2 separate regions of the Homo sapiens genome follow, and region 1 is linked to region 2. A link is a loop called in an ENCODE intact Hi-C map of the cell type or tissue named here. Cell type or tissue: heart right ventricle. All regions are shown on one strand. Links, peaks and the distances in the headings refer to the core of each region. The heading gives the core; the rest is flanking DNA.

Region 1 (8,311 bases), core at 181-8,180, 50 kb before region 2:
ATCCCACACAACTGGTCCCTTCCCTCAGCCACACCTGTCACCTCTCTTGCTGTGTGGCCACAGGCAGGTGCTTCACTGCCTGGTCCTCAGGGTGGAGAGAGGAAGCGGGGAGCCTCCCTGGAGTCTCACAAAGCTAAGTGAGTTCGTGTGCTGGGAAGATCCAGGCTGTTCTGGGAAGTGATTCTGGGTGAGAACAGGGGCCTGATCTTCCTCAGCAGCCCCGGGGCTGGTTCCAGGCTCGCTGCCCGTTCACCAGCTCAGGTTTCCCTGCGTCCAGCCTCATCCTCAGTGCGTGCCCCGAGGTGCCCCCCGAGGCTTCTCCACAGAGTGGAAGGAATCGTGCTGGCCACAGCAGGTGTCACATGGAGCAACCTTTGCTTTAAATGCCTCTTGCATTGGAGGGAAGTTGTCTAATTCAGCAAGCATTTGTTGAGTGCCTCTTCTAGGCTGTTGTCTGAGGGAACAGAGACCCTGTGGCTGCGCATCTGTCTATTCAGCTGCCCTAACAGGAACACCGCAGACTGGGCTGCTTAAAGTAGCAGATGTTGGCCGGGCGTGGTGGCTTACGCCTGTAATCCCAGCACTTTGGGAAGCTGGGGTGGGTGGAAATCTTGAGCCCAGGAGTTCGAGACTGGCCTGGGCAACAGAGTGAGACCTCGTCTCTGTTTAAAAAAATAAAATAAAACAAAACCCTTGCAGACATTTGTTGCTCACGGTTCTGCAGGCTGGAAGTCCAGGATCAGGAACTGGCCGGTCTGGTGTTTGCTGAGGCTTCCTGGTTCCAGATGGCGCCCTCTCACTGTGTCCTCACACGGTGGGAGGGGCGAGGGAGCTCTGGGGTCCCTTTTATGAGGGTGCTAATCCCCCCCCCGAGGCTCCGCCCGGTGGCCTCCTCACCTCCCCGGGCTCCCTCCTAGGATTTCAGCATGAGAGCGGGAGCACACAGTCCATGGCATGGGCCCACCTCCTTCCTGCTGTGTGAGACCCGGTGGGCGCTCACTGCCCTGCCCAGTCCTCCTACTGGGGGGTCTCTGCCTGGTCCCTCAGTGCCCGATGGGCCTGCCCTGCCTACGGTGATGTCCCCACCCTCTGAGCACATCTTCTCACGCCCTTCCAAGCAATCCCTGTGCTGCTCCCCCTCTGAGGATGTCTTTTCAGTTCAGCGGAGCCTCAGGCCCCCTGGGAATTGAGCTGGACCCGTGCTGCTGCCCCTGCATCGCAGACACGCTCTTCCCTCCCTGCCTTCACGGGGCCTGCACCTTCACCATCACCGCCACCATCGTCCCTGTGCTGCCCTGGGTGTGGCGGTGGCACGTGCAAAGCCAGTGTGTGCTGTTGCTCACCATGTCATGAGTACACACTTGTTGTTTACACAGATTATCCCCCTGTGATCCTGGCAGCAAACCCACAAGCTGGTTGTGGCCCCAGATACTCAGACGAGGAACAGGGGCAGCCAGGATTAGTGACCTGCCCGTGTTGGCACCGGCAGTGGTGGAGAGTGCTCCAGGGTTCACACCCAGGCAGGCTGACCCCAGACCCTGTGGCCAGGGCAGTTGCAGGGGCTTCCTCATATCAGGCTGTCTGTGAAATCCACCAGGACAGGACCCAGGGCTTTCTGGGGCTCCAGCGTTAGCCCAGGGCCAGGCATTCAGCTGGGGAGTTTAAAGCATCTGCCGAGTGCTGAGTGGGGACAGGTGGGAGGAGGATGCTTCATCTTCCCTCTGTCCCCTTTCCCAGTGTGAGGACCCAGCCTTTTCAGTTTTTACCAGTTTGCAAAGATCTTATGAGAAGATGCTGGTGATTTAATGTCGTTACCTTGTAAGGATCATCTGCATTTTAGAAAAAGTAGCTGAGAAGATGGTTTCTTCGCCCAGAAAATAGATTTCTCAGGCATAATGTCTGAGCCTTGGTTGTAGAGGATTTGGATCCCTGCTTCTCCTCCAAAAAACAGAAGAAAATCTCAGTGCAGAGGGAAGGCGTAAGCTTGTTTTCTATCTGGGCCAGTGCCACAGTGTGTGAGCTAGCAGAGCCTCAGAGTGTGTCTGATACGTCGTGACCTTTGTGTTATTTTCTCTTTCAGAATGATCTTAGATATTCTCCAATGTTTTTTCCGGTAAACTTTAGAGGGAGCTTGCCAAGGTTCCTGCCAGTCCTCTTGCATTGCCTTGGTCTGCGGACTGACATGGGAAGGCAAGCTGGTTGCATTGTGGCTCCCCCAGAAGCCCTGTGCCCTCCCTGCACTGTGGGTCCTGCCCACTGCTTACTAGGGTTATTCCTGGGTGGTTTAGAATCTCAGTCACCTGCATGTCACTGCTGTCTGCACACTTGCCATATGACCCATGGGGGCATCTTTTGGGCGTTGGGGGCGGGGATGAGGAGAAGGTGGGCACTTCAGACTCAGAGCAGTGAAGTCCCCCGTGCATTCCACTCCACGAAACTTAGATCGAGTCTATAATAACCACGAGAAAGGAAATCGGTTCATTTATCTTGAAAAATTATGGGAGTAATTCTGTATAGGGGAAATATAGTACCCTCATCCTAAGTACGAAGCATTTTCCTGTGATTTAAACTTGTCGTGTCTCTGCAGTGGCCCTTTCTGGCTTAAGCTTTTTCTCAGCTACGTGTATCTTCCATAAGCTGATCCCGTTCTGGCCCCAGGCCCACAATGGTGTCACCTGCCCCTGCCCCTGCCCCTGCCGCCTGCCTCCCTGACGTAGAGCCCATGCCATCCTCACATCCACCTGTCCTGGAGACACTGGGACTTTCCCTTGGACTGGGCCGCCTGGGGGCTTGTTTTTGCCTGTGATTCAGCCAGCAGCCCTGGCAGACAGCCTTCCCCAAGCTCCCCCAGCAGAGTTAACTTCCACAGTGAGAGGCTTCACAGGGACAGGAGGTGGCCTCAGATGTCCTAAAAAGGCAGATGTAGGATTGGAGCTGATAGGAGGGAGGGAGGCCCTTTCTGTAGGGAGAACTTTCAAATTCAGGCTTGTTTCTAAGCAGGGGCTCTTTATCCAGCATCCCAGGGCAGGTGCTCAGTTCTCCACAAAGCGCTTGAGGCTGCATACACATTTCCGTTACTTGCACACGTTTTTCTCCAGAGAGCAGTTGCCATCTTCAAAAGGTTTCTGACACCTGTTCCCCTTCCCCAGCGTTAACAACTGCTCCTATTGAGGAGGCAGCCTCATTGATCCCAGTGAAGGTTCTGGAGCCCTTGGAAGCCACATAGAGAGACACCACCCATCTGGCTTCCCAACGCTCCTCCGTGAGTGTAAATGGGGCTGGGTATCCAGCGTGGAAGTCAGAGCAGTGGCGCTCTGGTGGGGCAGGTGCTCAGGCACCCAGCGGTGCTCATGAGGCCAGCAGTGGCGCTCTGGTGGGGCAGGTGCTCAGGCACCCAGCGGTGCTCGTGAGGCCAGCAGTGGCGCTCTGGTGGGGCAGGTGCTCAGGCACCCAGCGGCGCTCGTGAGGCCAGCAGTGGCGCTCTGGTGGGGCAGGTGCTCAGGCACCCAGCGGCGCTCGTGAGGCCAGCAGTGGCGCTCTGGTGGGGCAGGTGCTCAGGCACCCAGCGGCGCTCGTGAGGCCAGCAGTGGCGCTCTGGTGGGGCAGGTGCTCAGGCACCCAGCGGCGCTCGTGAGGCCAGCAGTGGCGCTCTGGTGGGGCAGGTGCTCAGGCACCCAGCGGCGCTCGTGAGGCCAGCAGTGGCGCTCTGGTGGGGCAGGTGCTCAGGCACCCAGCGGCGCTCGTGAGGCCAGCAGTGGCGCTCTGGTGGGGCAGGTGCTCAGGCACCCAGCGGCGCTCGTGAGGCCAGCAGTGGCGCTCTGGTGGGGCAGGTGCTCAGGCACCCAGCGGCGCTCGTGAGGCCAGCAGTGGCGCTCTGGTGGGGCAGGTGCTCAGGCACCCAGCGGCGCTCGTGAGGCCAGCAGTGGCGCTCTGGTGGGGCAGGTGCTCAGGCACCCAGCGGCGCTCGTGAGGCCAGCAGTGGCGCTCTGGTGGGGCAGGTGCTCAGGCACCCAGCGGCGCTCGTGAGGCCAGCAGTGGCGCTCTGGTGGGGCGGGTGCTCAGGCACCCAGCGGCGCTCGTGAGGCCAGCAGTGGCGCTCTGGTGGGGCGGGTGCTCAGGCACCCAGCGGCGCTCGTGAGGCCAGCAGTGGCGCTCTGGTGGGGCGGGTGCTCAGGCACCCAGCGGTGCTCGTGAGGCCAGCAGTGGCGCTCTGGTGGGGCGGGTGCTCAGGCACCCAGCGGTGCTCGTGAGGCCAGCAGTGGCGCTCTGGTGGGGCAGGTGCTCAGGCACCCAGCGGTGCTCGTGAGGCCAGCAGTGGCGCTCTGGTGGGGCAGGTGCTCAGGCACCCAGCGGTGCTCGTGAGGCCAGCAGTGGCGCTCTGGTGGGGCAGGTGCTCAGGCACCCAGCGGTGCTCGTGAGGCCAGCAGTGGCGCTCTGGTGGGGCAGGTGCTCAGGCACCCAGCGGTGCTCGTGAGGCCAGCAGTGGCGCTCTGGTGGGGCAGGTGCTCAGGCACCCAGCGGTGCTCGTGAGGCCAGCAGTGGCGCTCTGGTGGGGCAGGTGCTCAGGCACCCAGCGGTGCTCGTGAGGCCAGCAGTGGCGCTCTGGTGGGGCAGGTGCTCAGGCACCCAGCGGTGCTCGTGAGGCCAGCAGTGGCGCTCTGGTGGGGCAGGTGCTCAGGCACCCAGCGGTGCTCGTGAGGCCAGCAGTGGCGCTCTGGTGGGGCAGGTGCTCAGGCACCCAGCGGTGCTCGTGAGGCCAGCAGTGGCGCTCTGGTGGGGCAGGTGCTCAGGCACCCAGCGGTGCTCGTGAGGCCAGCAGTGGCGGCCCTGGGCACGCTGCAGCCCTGGTGGTGAGGCCCCGGTTCCTCCAAGCACAGCTGCTCTGGTTCTGCAGCGGCCTCATCCCAGGGGCGGTGCATCAGGCGAACATTCGGCCGGGACATGCCCTCCGGCTGGGCTGTTTTTTTCTGAGGAGAAAGCATTTCCCAGCTCAGGCGCACATCTGTGCTCACGAGGAAATGTCTGGGTGAGCCAAGGGGGCTGTCCATGGCCCACAGCGCCTGTGTCTCCTCCAGGCTGGAAAGGAAGCTGGAGAGTGGACTCCACCTAAGATCCCCCCGAGGCCTCCTTAGGAAGCCACAGCCACTCCAGAAGCCTTCCTGGTGCCAGAGGGTGCAGAGTTGAGCGGAAAGGTGGCCTCTGGCCAGGATGCCCAGCTGTGACCTCAGCACCCTCTCATCTCTTGGAGACCTGGAGCCTCTGCCCCAGTCAGCCCCAGGGAGCCCTGGGATGTGAGCCCTCACCTTGCAGCCAGGGTTCTGTGAGGCTCTGGGCCTCAGCCTCACCACCTCCCGGGCACAGGTTGCAGCTGAGACTCAGCGATGCCACGTGAGTTGGCGATGAGGCGGCGGGTGCACGCGCATGTGGACGCCCTCACTCTGGCACTCAGCGGCAGCCTCGTTAATTAGAATTGCGGTGGGGGGAGTTACCCAGCTCCTCCTCTTGTTATTAGTTTGTGGCATTAGGGAAGGCCCCTGGGAGCACACCCTGCATCTTCCCAAATTAAACCGAATGCAAGGTCTCTATTTAAAGGTTATGCTGCGCTAGTGAGTTTGCCACAAGGACCATTAGCATGAATGTTTCATGAAGGTTGGGGCTATGAGTGGATCTGGTAGGCCAGGCCTGTACTCCAGGAGGGAGGGACCTTGTAGGCAGAGGAACATGGGGCCAGCCGGCCTACACTGAGGCTGGGCCATGCCGAAGCCGGGCCACGCTGGGGCTGATCCATGCTGAAGCCAACCTGTGCTGAGGCTGATCCATGCTGAGGCTGGTCCACGCTGAGGCTGGTCCACGCTGGGGCTGGTCCACGCTGGGGCTGGTCCACGCTGAGGCTGGAGCGCTGCCGGGACGTCTGTGCTCGCGCTCAGGCTGCTCTCCCAGGGTCCCCACACCTGTTCCAGTTTGGGTCTGGGCAGCGCACATGCTGCTGTGCGAGCTCCGTCTTCCAGGGTGAGGCGGCTCCCGCCGCCGAGGGCTCCCAGCCCGTGCCTGGCTTTCTGCTCCCCTCTCCCTGTCGGCCCCACCGGAGATCAACAGGTTGCTTCATCTCAGTCAAACATACAGTTGAGTTCCGTAAATGAGACCAAAATCTGTTTCTGTGAGATAAAATTGATAAACCTCTAGCCAGACTAATCGTAACTAAGAGGACACAAATGAACGCTCCTGGGCGTGAGAGAAGTGACAGTGGTGCCGCCATTTTCCACGTTTCGTTAGAGCCGTCCTGGCGGGTGTGAAATTTTCCACGTTTCGTTAGAGCCGTCCTGGCGGGTGTGGAGTGGCTCCCGTGGCTTTGTTTGCGTTACCCTGAGGCCAGTGGTCCTGAACTTCACCCTGTGCTTATCAGCCACGCATCTGTCTTCTCTGGAGAAGTGTCTGCCCCATCCATTGCCCACTTTGTAAATGGGTTGTTTTGTTGGTTAGTGGTAAGTCTTCATGTGTTCTAGACACTAGACCCTTCTCAGGTATGTGATATAAGGGGCTCCTGTGAGGCAGCCCAGGAAGGGCTCTCAGTCTTGCTGGGCATCAGGGCCTTGTCAGGGAGGAGATGGCCATCTGTGGGCCTTGGGAAGGGGCATGGAGGGGCCAGGCACACGTGGCCCTGCCTCCTGCAGCCTGGTGCGGGCACAGGGTTTGGCCAGAGAGAATGATTTCCACAGGATAGGCTCAGTGCTAGGACTGCCCGGAGCACACGCAGGGCCCCTGGAAGGCAGCCCTGGCCGCCGGGAATCCTGTCCTCCAGGCTTTTGCCGTGGGATCACGGCCCTTCCCAAGAAGTCTGCCTGTGGCGCTGCCCTCCCCAGCCACGCTGTGCGCCTGGGCCACCCTGGAGCGCGGCCGGGTCCTCCAGAGAGTCCGTCAGGGACTGTGCTGCTGCTTCACAGCCACCGTGACACAGGCATGAGGGAGTAAACACAGAAAACGAAGTTTTAGGTACTGAGTGCTCTGTGCCTGGGCCAGGCCCAGAGCAGTGTCTTGTCCCCAGGCCTGGCTTTGGAGGGCTTCCCTGCCCTGTCACTGCATTGGTGGGGCCCTGATCTGTCTGCGCTGAAGTCTTGTAGGCTGGGCGCTCCACAAAGTGCCTGGGCCTCAGGTCCCTGTGGTGGGGATGGCTGGGCTGCTGTGTGCCACCTGAACGGGGGACGGCCGGGCTGCTGTGTGCGCTGCCTGATGCAGCGGCAGAGTTGCCCCTGGGAGGTGTGGGAGGTGAGTCTTGCTCTGTGACCATTGGATGAATAATGAATGGGCCCTCCGCCATGTCAGGAAGCGTTCAGCAGGGCCCTCTCCTTGTCCCCAGCGCCCTCTTCCTGGATCCCACCTTCCCACCCGTGCTTCCGCACGCTGCTCCATCTACCTGCTACTCCTTTTCTTCTGGGTCTCCCCTCCCTCACGGGCCTCCTGCCGCTCCTCGCCTCTCATGGGCCTGCCCCGGGTGTGAGTAGGTGTTCTACAGGTCCTCGGTGAGGATGCCTCCTAGGGGCCTGCCTGACTTCCTGCCAGCTCAGCCTCCTCCCTAGGCTGTAGGCTGCCCCAGAGATCGGAGCTTCAGACATGGTCCCGTGCCTGGGAGCCCGGGTTTCCCACCCAGGGACAGGTGGTGGTATCCCCGTCGTCACGGTGAGGGCTGGAGGCACAGGTGCCTGTGAGTTACCTCTGAGAACGCTGCTGCCCCGGGCCTGTGCCCTGCCAGCGAGTCCCACAGGTCCTCACAAGGAGCCCTCTGCACCCTCCACTCTCGGCTGCCGAGCCCGCAGGAGAAAAGACGTGGAGCCGGGGCTGCCGGGCGGCCGTGGCCCTGCCGTGCGGGCCCGGCGGCTGGGCGAGGGCACTGCAGTTGGTGCCGAGAGCACCCCGGGACCATCCTCGCATTTGCTCTTCCCCCACCTGCCTCTCCCCCCCTCCCCGATGGCTTTCCTTCCCTTAAATACTGATATGTCTACACGGCTTCTCAAATTGGCGGACAGCAGAGCAGACTCCGGGGCTTGTGTGCTCAGCATGGGCGGCTCTCTTCGCTTCATCCGGGATACTTAGACCCGCCCCAGTACCTCCCCGTTCCGAGCTCGGCCGCACACACGCTGGACGTGCCTGGGAAGTGGCCATTGCCGCGTCTGTGCCCACCATCTGCCCACCCGTGTGCCCGTCCAAGCACCGACTGTGTGCCAGGTTCTGTGCTGGCAATGGGGCCCTACATGGTTACCACGTCTCCTCCAGGGAACGTCCCATCCAGTGGGGAGGAGAGTCACGTGCCCAGTCA
Region 2 (8,311 bases), core at 131-8,130:
CAGATGGCCGCTGCCCTCACCCTCCTTCCCTTCATCTCCAGGGTGGGCCCAGCAGCAGCAGCACCTCTCCCACACCCTCTGCTTCTCCTGGGTTGCGGCTGTGACCCAGGAAGTGAGAGTGGGACTCTCCACGACTTGGAGAAGGGTTCCAAGCCCTTTCGTGGGACCTACTTGCTCTTACTTCCTGCGTTACTCTAACCACTCTAGCCACCTGGTTTAAGCCCCAGGAGCACATCCGAGTGTAGTAAGTGTTCATCATCATCATGCATTCATTCAGCAAACACATCTTCCACATGGAGCCTGTGCCGGGATAGTCCTCGGTGCTGGGGCTGTGGTGGTGGACAGGAGTCCCTGTCACCGCGGAGCTGGACTTCTGGCGTGGAGGACGCCTACTGAGATGAGTGTTTAGGCTGATCGGGGTGTCCCGCTGGCAACAGCAGTCACCCTTGGCAGCCGGCCTCTGCTGGGCCCCTGCTGAGCGGGCGCCGAGGCACCGTGCTGCTTCCCTGCTCTGCAGAGAGAGACGGAGGCCTGGCCCTTCGCAGCCCCCATCTAGCGGGAGGGTCTCGGTGTCCACTGTCTCTCCCAGTGGCCGACGGCCCAGGTGAGGGGCTGCCCGTACCCGTCTCCCTCTGCTTCCGGCTCCCTTGGTGGCCACTGCACTGTGCACTTGCAGGGGCTGCCAAGCCACAGAAGCCAGGCCAGCCGGTCCCCTGCCTGTCAGCTGCTGACTCACAGGGGTCTTTGTCCCCATCAGCTGCAGAGGTGGCCTGCAGGCTCCAAGAAGCCACCAAGGCAGGGCCCTGTGGGCACACCCTGACGTCACCTGGTCCTGCAGACTGTGGTCACTGCACTTGGTGTCTGGGCCCAGCTGGCAGGAGTGGGAGAGGGCCGACGGGGTGGGGGGTGATGGTCAGGCCACTGTGCCCTAGAGGCTCTTCCGGCTGTGGAGGAGGAGGGTCTTGGGGGCAGGGATCCCCTTCAGCCTCACATTTCCCAGCCCAAGCAGGATACAAGTAAGGACATTTCCTTACGGAGCCCCAGAGTTTCTCCTTCACCCTGGAGCTCCCTCCAGGCAGCCCCTCTCAGCCCTTGTCCTCCCCGTGGAGAGCTGCTCTTGAAGTTGAAATCGTGGTACATGCAAAGGAAGAGGCTGGTTTCAGCCCCGCAGGCTCTGGCAGCTGCATCCACGCTTCCTGCTGTTTCTCACTCCCCACCCGGCCCGCCATTTCTAACAGCTCTATTGAAATGCGACGCACATTCCACGTACCTCGTCCCTTTGAAGGGGGCAGTTCAGCGACTTTTATGTCCACGGCTAGTGCAACCACCGTCACCCTTCGCAGAACGTTTTGATCCCCTCTCAAGGAAGCCCGAACCCTCTAGTTATCCATCACCCTGCTGTCTCCCGTGCCCTCAAACCCTCAGCCACCAGTCGGCTACTGCGTGCCTCTGTGGGTCTGTCTGTTGTGAGCATTTCCTGGAAAGGGAGTCCCGTGGCCTGTTCTGAGCATTTCCTGGGAGGGAGTCCCGTGGCCCATTACCAGCATTTCCTGGGAAGGGAGTCCTGTGGCCTTTGTGATTGGCTTTTCTCACTTCCCTTGTTCAAGGTTCACCCATGTGGTCATAGGTGTCGGTGGTGTATTCCTTCTTGTGGCTGAAACACCCCACTGTGCACGGCCGCATCTTATATATCCAGTCATCAACTGGTGGACCTTGTGTTCCTTCTTGTGGCTGAAACACCCCACTGTCTGCACGGCCACATCTTACATATCCAGTCATCGCCTGATGGACATCTGGATGGTTTCCGCTTTGGGGCTGTTATGAACACAGCTGCCCTGAACATTCACGGACGAGTCTGTGTAGATGTGTGTGCAGTTCTCTCGGGGGTCTGCCTGGGACTGGGCCTGCTGGATCACATGGTAACCGTTTCACCATTGGAGGAACTGCCAGACTGTTCTCCAGGGCTGCCGCACACCAGGGTTCCAGTTTATCCCCATCCTCACCAACGTGTTGTTGCGTGACTTCCCAGCCGTCCTGGGGGCGCAAAGTGATACCTGGCTGTGATTTCACTTTCTGTCTCTGGATGCCGGATGATGCCGAGCAGCTTTTCATGTGTCTATTGAACTCATAGAAGTCTGTCTTCAGATGCCTTGCCCATTGTGACACTGGGTCCTCATAGGAGTCTGTCTGCAGACGCCTTGCCTATTGTGACACTGGGTCGTTTGCTGACAGTGCTTCATGTGTTGAGGTGTAAGTTCTTCGGGTATAGATTTGCAGACATTTTCTCCCATTCTGTGGCTTGTTTTTGCCTGTCACTGGCGTCCTTTGAAGCACAAGAGTTCTTAGTTTGGATGAAGTCTGATTACCTGTTATTTTCTTTTGTTCTTTGTGCTTTGGGCTAAGAATTCTTTGTTAAATCCAAGGTTAGGAGGGTTTCCTCCTCTGTTTTCTTCCACAGGTTTTACGGTTGGGCTTTGCGTGGGTCTTGGATCCATTGTTACTTAGTTTTTGTTTATGGTGGGAGGTGGGGCCCAGCTTCATTCTTTGGCATGCGCCAGCCCATTGTCCCAGCAGCATTTGTTGAAAAGACTATTTTTCCCTATCGAAAGGTCTTAACACCTTTCTCAGAATCACTTAACATGAACGTGTGGTTGGTTCCTGGACTCTCCACTGTGTTGTTGGTCTGTACGTCGGTCCTCATGCCCACACCACACCATCCTGATTGCAGTGGCTTTGTAGTAAGTTTTGAAATCAGGAGACTGAGTCTTCCTCCCGTGTTCCCCCTTTGCAAGCCTGTGGTGGCTCTTCTGAGCCCCTGCAGTTCCGTGTGAGTTTCAGAATCAGCTTATCAGTTCTTCAGGGAGGCCGGCTGAGTCCTGGGATTGTACAGAATGTGCAGATCAGCCCTGGGAGTCTCTGGTCCCGACAGCGCCGGGTCTTCTGATCCGAGACATGGGATGTTTCCTAATCACCTAGATCCCGCCTAGTTTCCTCCCATGCTGTTTTGCTGCCTGTGTGTTTGAAATGGCTCCTCTTGGTGGGGTGGGTGCAGGAGTGGTGCTGTTTGTATAGGACATAGGGCCGTCCTCCCATCCCGACACTCGGCTGCCCTGGAGACGGGCCTCAGCACAGGGCTCCCATTACCCCTGCACTTCCAGCACCTGCTGAAATGTGTGGCGCGCGGGCTCCGAGGCATGGAATGGTGTGCCTGACTCTGCGCTGCCCAGGCTGTGGTCACAGCAGCAGGCTGGAAGTTTGGCTGTCGCCCCCAGCCACCTTGGGGCACGGTCCTGTCTCACCTGGAGCAGAGGTCCTGGGCCCCCAGGGGCTCAGGCGTGGCCTCCTTCTGGAGGGGCCGGGAATGTCCCCTCCACTTGCTGAGTGTTGGCCCAGGAGGCTCCTCTGTGGGATGCCAGCTGCTCCCACCATGAGTGGCAGCTCCACCCCTGTATTCACAGCTGTGCTGAGGGCATCCAGGGCCTGGAAATCATGTCAGATGGACAGACAGGTGTGCGGGTGGATGGACTAAGGGAAGAAAGGAAGGATGGCAGGAACGAACGCGTGGAGGTCAAGAGCCTGGCCCAGAATCACGGTGGGGACGTGAGCGGGTGGGTGGTGCCCAGTCTGCCCCTCCCGTGCTGCCTCTAGGGGCTCTGCCTTCTCCAGGCGTTAGGCAGGGAAAGTCCCCTGAACTTACAGAAAGACGACTAGGTGCCTGGAATGTTGCCATCTGCACAGAGCCCTAGCGCCTGTCCTCCCACTTCCCTCGCCCTCCTGGGAGGTGGGTTCTCCACGCCACCAGTTATGGAGCCCAGGCTTGTTCTCAGCCCTGGTCAGCGGTGCCATCGCAGGTCGCTCCAGCCCCAGCCGCAGGTGCCCAGTGAATGCTCTCCGTGACCCAGGGCCTCCTGCTGCAGGTGGAAGCCGGGCCACGGGAACCTGCGCCGACCTTGGCCTCACACTGTGGCTCCGGGAGAGCAGGACCTGGTGGTGCATGCGTAGCGGCTGAGGAGGACAAGCCTGGGGGCTGGTCCCAGCCCGGACACGGTGGCTTTGCACACACCAAGCCTTCGCCCCCAGCGGGGCCAGCAGTGCAGGGCGCTGCACTGTTGGGGGCCAGAGGGTGACAGGATTGGTGTTTAAGAAGAACTTCTCAGTTTTATCTTTTCTCTGTTTTGATTTGGTTTCCTTCATCTCTACTGGCTTGGGCTTTTGGTCCTTAAATCCTCTAATATACAGAATTGTTTCCTGGACCTCAAGCCCCCCATCAGGGGGGAAACCTCATCCCAGGATGATGGGCCGGTCGTGGGGCACCCTGGCTGGGGGCTGGGGGCTGGGGCTGTGCCTCTGGCTCTCGTTCCTGCCCGTGGAACGTTGAACGTTGCCAGGACATCCACCCCGGGGAACTTGACGTCCTCAGGCACTGCTGGGTCCAACGCCAGCGCTGGGCGCACCACCGCTGACCCCCGACCCCTCCTGCAAGTCCCCCTATCTGCTAAGTAGGAGGATGCTGGGGCCAGGCGAGGCCTTGCTGGGCAGCCTCTAGGATGGTCACTACCTCCTCCCACCTGGAGGTCCCTTCAGGAGGTCCGCGGTGTTGAAGCCTGGGGAGGAAGAGGAGGCTGAGGCCTGGGAGAGGAAGAGGAGGGTGAGGCCTGCGGGGGGAGGAAGAGGAGGGTGAGGCCTGGGGGAGGAGGGTCTCACTGCTCTGGGTCAGAGGAGGGCTGAGTACACGCTGTGCGGCCTGGTTCTTGCCAGGGGTCAGCTGACTACAGCCCCGCCTTCTGTGCAGCCCCTCAACTAAGAACCGTTGTACATTTTTGAAGGGTTGAAGAAAATCAAAAGAAGAATATTTTGGGACACACGCGGGTTATCTGAAATTCAGATTCGTGTTTCCGTGCCCGCAGCTCCGTCAGCGGGGCCCATGCTGGCCTTGTGTGCCCTGCGGCTTTCTGGGTGCAGTTGCAGCGCTACGTGGTTAGGACGGGGGCAGGGTGACTGCACAGCCCCGTGACTGGCTGCTCTCCGCAGGAGGCGGCCCCACCCTCTGCCCACATCCTCCCTGGCTCCTCGAGGCTCCGTAGGATGGTGAAGAGGTTGAGATGCTGTCCAGCCCACAGAGGCCCCGGAAAGCCAGTGCCGCCCGTCAGAGGGGTCTCCTGAGTGCGTGTGGGTGGCTGGATTCTGCATACTGGGTTATCTTAACCCCGGCTGTGAAAACTGGATGAAGTAGCAATCCTTTCAACCCCAAGAGTCTGTGATTCAGCCAGAGTTACAAGATGTCTCTTCATCCTCTGAGGTTTACAAGGTTCTCAGAAAACCTGTGAAGAGCTGCGCGGATCCTCTCCTGCCCCGGCCCAGCGGCAGGGCTGCCGCCTCCCTCTCCCCTGGGCCTGAGTGGGTGGATTTCCCCTCCCCTCCTCCTTCCCAGGAGAAGCACAGAGGGAGCGGCCAAGCGAGCCGTGTCTGCAAACCCCGCTTCCCTCTGCGGCGGCCTCTGCCATCGTGCCATGGGGCCGGAGGTCCCTGGTCCAGGTCAGCATGTCCATCTCCACTGGCCTCTTCCATGAGGGGGGTGGCAGGGCCAGCAGTTAGCTTGTGTGACGTGACGTCAGGGGGATGTCTTAGAGTCCGGGGTGGCACCAGGAGGGGTGAGGTCTCTTCCCTTCTTCCCCATCCTCTCCTCTCTCCCTGTTGGAGGCACATTCTGGGCTCTGGGACCACGATTGCCCATGGCTGATGAGCTCCAGCCCAAGTGAGGTCCCCAGGGTACAGCCCAAGCCAGGCCTCGCCGTCCTTCGGGGACTTGGAGAGCAGTGGCCCACAGCAGCCTGAGCTCTTGGGAGGCTGGAGGCTTACTGCGCCCGGTCTCTTCACCCCGTGGGGTGTGTCCACACCGGCCTCTCCTGAGAGCGTGGGGTGATCTGAACACAGGATGTGTTTCCCTGTTCCCCTCTGGGAGATAGGAGAGTGCGTGGGCAGAAGCCCCAAGGGTGGCAGGAACTCATTGCCAAAGGGGAGGAGGCCATTGCTATGCGTGGTGCTGGCCTGGCTTGCTGGGTCATGTCTGTGCCTGACATGACCCATGTCATGACCATGGTCATGTCTGTGCCTGACATGACCCATGTCATGACCATGGTCATGTCTGTGCCTGAGGGACCGGGTGCCCATCCAGTCTCACTGCCCCACAGCTCACAGCCACAAGCTGCAGAATCTCAGCACTTGGCGGGAGCCCTGGCCCGTGTGTGTGCGTGTGTGTGCGCCGCTGGCTCCAGCCCTGGCCTGTGTGTGTGTGTATGTGTGTGTGTATGTGTGTGCGTGCACCGCTGGCCCCGGCCCTGGCCCATGTGTGCGCGCGCCTCTGGTCCCGGCCCTGGCCCGTGTGTGTGTGCCTCTGGCCCTGGCCCGTGTGTGTGTGTGTGTGTGTGAGCGCCTCTGGTCCTGGCCCTGGCCCGTATGTGTGTGTGCGCCTCTGGTCCCGGCCCTGGCCCGTGTGTGTGTGCGCGCCTCTGGCCCTGGCCCGTGTGTGTGTGCGCGCCTCTGGTCCCGGCTCTGGCCCGTGTGTGTGTGTGTGTGCCTCTGGCCCCAGCCCTGGCCCATGTGTGTGTGTGTGTGTGTGTGTGCGTGTGTGTGCGCCTCTGGTCCCGGCCCTGGCCCGTGTGTGTGCGCCTCTGGTCCCGGTCCTGGCCTGTATGTGTGTGTGTGTGTGTGTGTGTGTGCGCGCCTCTGGCCCCGGCCCTGGACTGTGTCCGTGTGTGTGTGTGTGTGTGTGTGTGTGTGTGCCTCTGGCCCCGGCCCTGGCCCGTGTGTGTGTGTGCGCCTCTGGTCCCAGTCCTGGTCTCTGTGTGCGTGCGTGTGTGTGTGTGTGTGTGTGTGCGTGCGCGCCTCTGGCCCCAGCCCTGGCCCATGTGTGTGCACCTTTTCATATGTTTATCAGCTTTTTGGGTGTCTTTTTGGGAAGTGTCTGCTCACATGTTTTGCAGATTTTTAGAGTGGGTTGTCTGACATGCCCTTGGTTATTTCTGACATGCCCTTGGTTATTTCTGACATGCCCTTGGTTATTTCTGACTTCTTCGTATGTTCTGGATCTGAACCCTTTCTCAGAAATGTGATTTTCAAACAGCACCTCCTGCTCTGTGGGTGCCTTTCCACTGTTTCAGTGGATGAAGTTCTTAATTTCTATAAGGTCAGTTGTACTCTTTTTTTTTTCTTTTACGGCCAGCACTTCCTGAACCCTGTTTGAGTAACCTGTGTCTACTCCCAGGAGACAGAATGTGGTGGAATTGATGTTTGTGTGTGATGTGAGGTCGGGGTCTCAGGTGTGCAGTGACCCTGCACCTCCCTGCCGTGGGCGGCTGTTGTTTGTGTGTGGCGTGAGGTCGGGGTCTCGGGTGCGCAGTAACCCTGCAGCTCCCTGCCGTGGGCGGCTGATGTTTGTGTGTGGCGTGAGGTCGGGGTCTCGGGTGCGCAGTGACCCTGCACCTCCCTGCCGTGGGCGGCTGATGTTTGTGTGTGGCGTGAGGTCGGGGTCTCGGGTGCGCAGTGACCCTGCACCTCCCTGCCGTGGGCGGCTGATGTTTGTGTGTGGCGTGAGGTCGGGGTCTCGGGTGCGCAGTGACCCTGCACCTCCCTGCTGTGGGCGGCTGATGTTTGTGTGTGGCGTGAGGTCGGGGTCTCGGGTGCGCAGTGACCCTGCACCTCCCTGCTGTGGGCGGCTGATGTTTGTGTGTGGCGTGAGGTCGGGGTCTCGGGTGCGCAGTGACCCTGCACCTCCCTGCTGTGGGCGGCTGATGTTTGTGTGTGGCGTGAGGTCGGGGTCTCGGGTGCGCAGTGACCCTGCACCTCCCTGCTGTGGGCGGCTGATGTTTGTGTGTGGCGTGAGGTCGGGGTCTCGGGTGCGCAGTGACCCTGCACCTCCCTGCTGTGGGCGGCTGATGTTTGTGTGTGGCGTGAGGTCGGGGTCTCGGGTGCGCAGTGACCCTGCACCTCCCTGCTGGGGGCGGCTGTCCCCTGCTGTGGGCGGCTGTTCCCTGCTGTGGGCGGCTGTCCCCTGCTGTGGGGGGCTGTCCCTGCTGCAGGGCTGCATGGTGCTTGTTGCTGGGGGTCGGTCACCCACCACAGGTCAGCAGGCTGGGCCTCCAGGCGCACTCCTCCCTCAAGGATGCCACACACATCCCGGCCCTGGGTTTCGTGGGAACATCAGGTTGCGAGGCGCATTCCTGAGCCACCCACGCTGATGCCAGGCTCCCTTGCCTTCCATCTCTGTGTGGTTGACCTTGTTTCTCTTGTGGCACGGGGCACCTTCCAGGCT

The links. A loop is a pair of places that touch in the nucleus more often than their neighbours do. Peaks named below come from ENCODE experiments on the same cell type or tissue, not always from the same donor. Only the 100,000 strongest peaks of a DNase experiment are listed, where the experiment ranks them.
Region 1: it touches region 2 in a loop (3-fold over the local background); 7 of 110 quality-filtered maps call a loop at or near these places.

The regions. Positions count from the first base shown.
Region 1 is chr7:1,987,216-1,995,526 of GRCh38, reverse strand. The region is part of intron 14 of MAD1L1 (mitotic arrest deficient 1 like 1); the gene reads left to right. Among named protein-coding and RNA genes, the nearest start is that of SNORA114, 98 kb to the left of the region's middle. In heart right ventricle, for the core only: no CTCF peak of the experiment used is centred there; a DNase peak (open chromatin) is centred at 4,998.
Region 2 is chr7:1,937,312-1,945,622 of GRCh38, reverse strand. All of the region lies in intron 16 of MAD1L1 (mitotic arrest deficient 1 like 1), which reads left to right. Among named protein-coding and RNA genes, the nearest start is that of MIR4655, 97 kb to the right of the region's middle. RefSeq lists enhancers at 4,855-4,954, 4,975-5,024, 5,145-5,234, 5,073-5,658, 5,655-5,704. In heart right ventricle, for the core only: no CTCF peak of the experiment used is centred there; a DNase peak (open chromatin) is centred at 5,012; H3K27ac peaks cover 1,077 bases.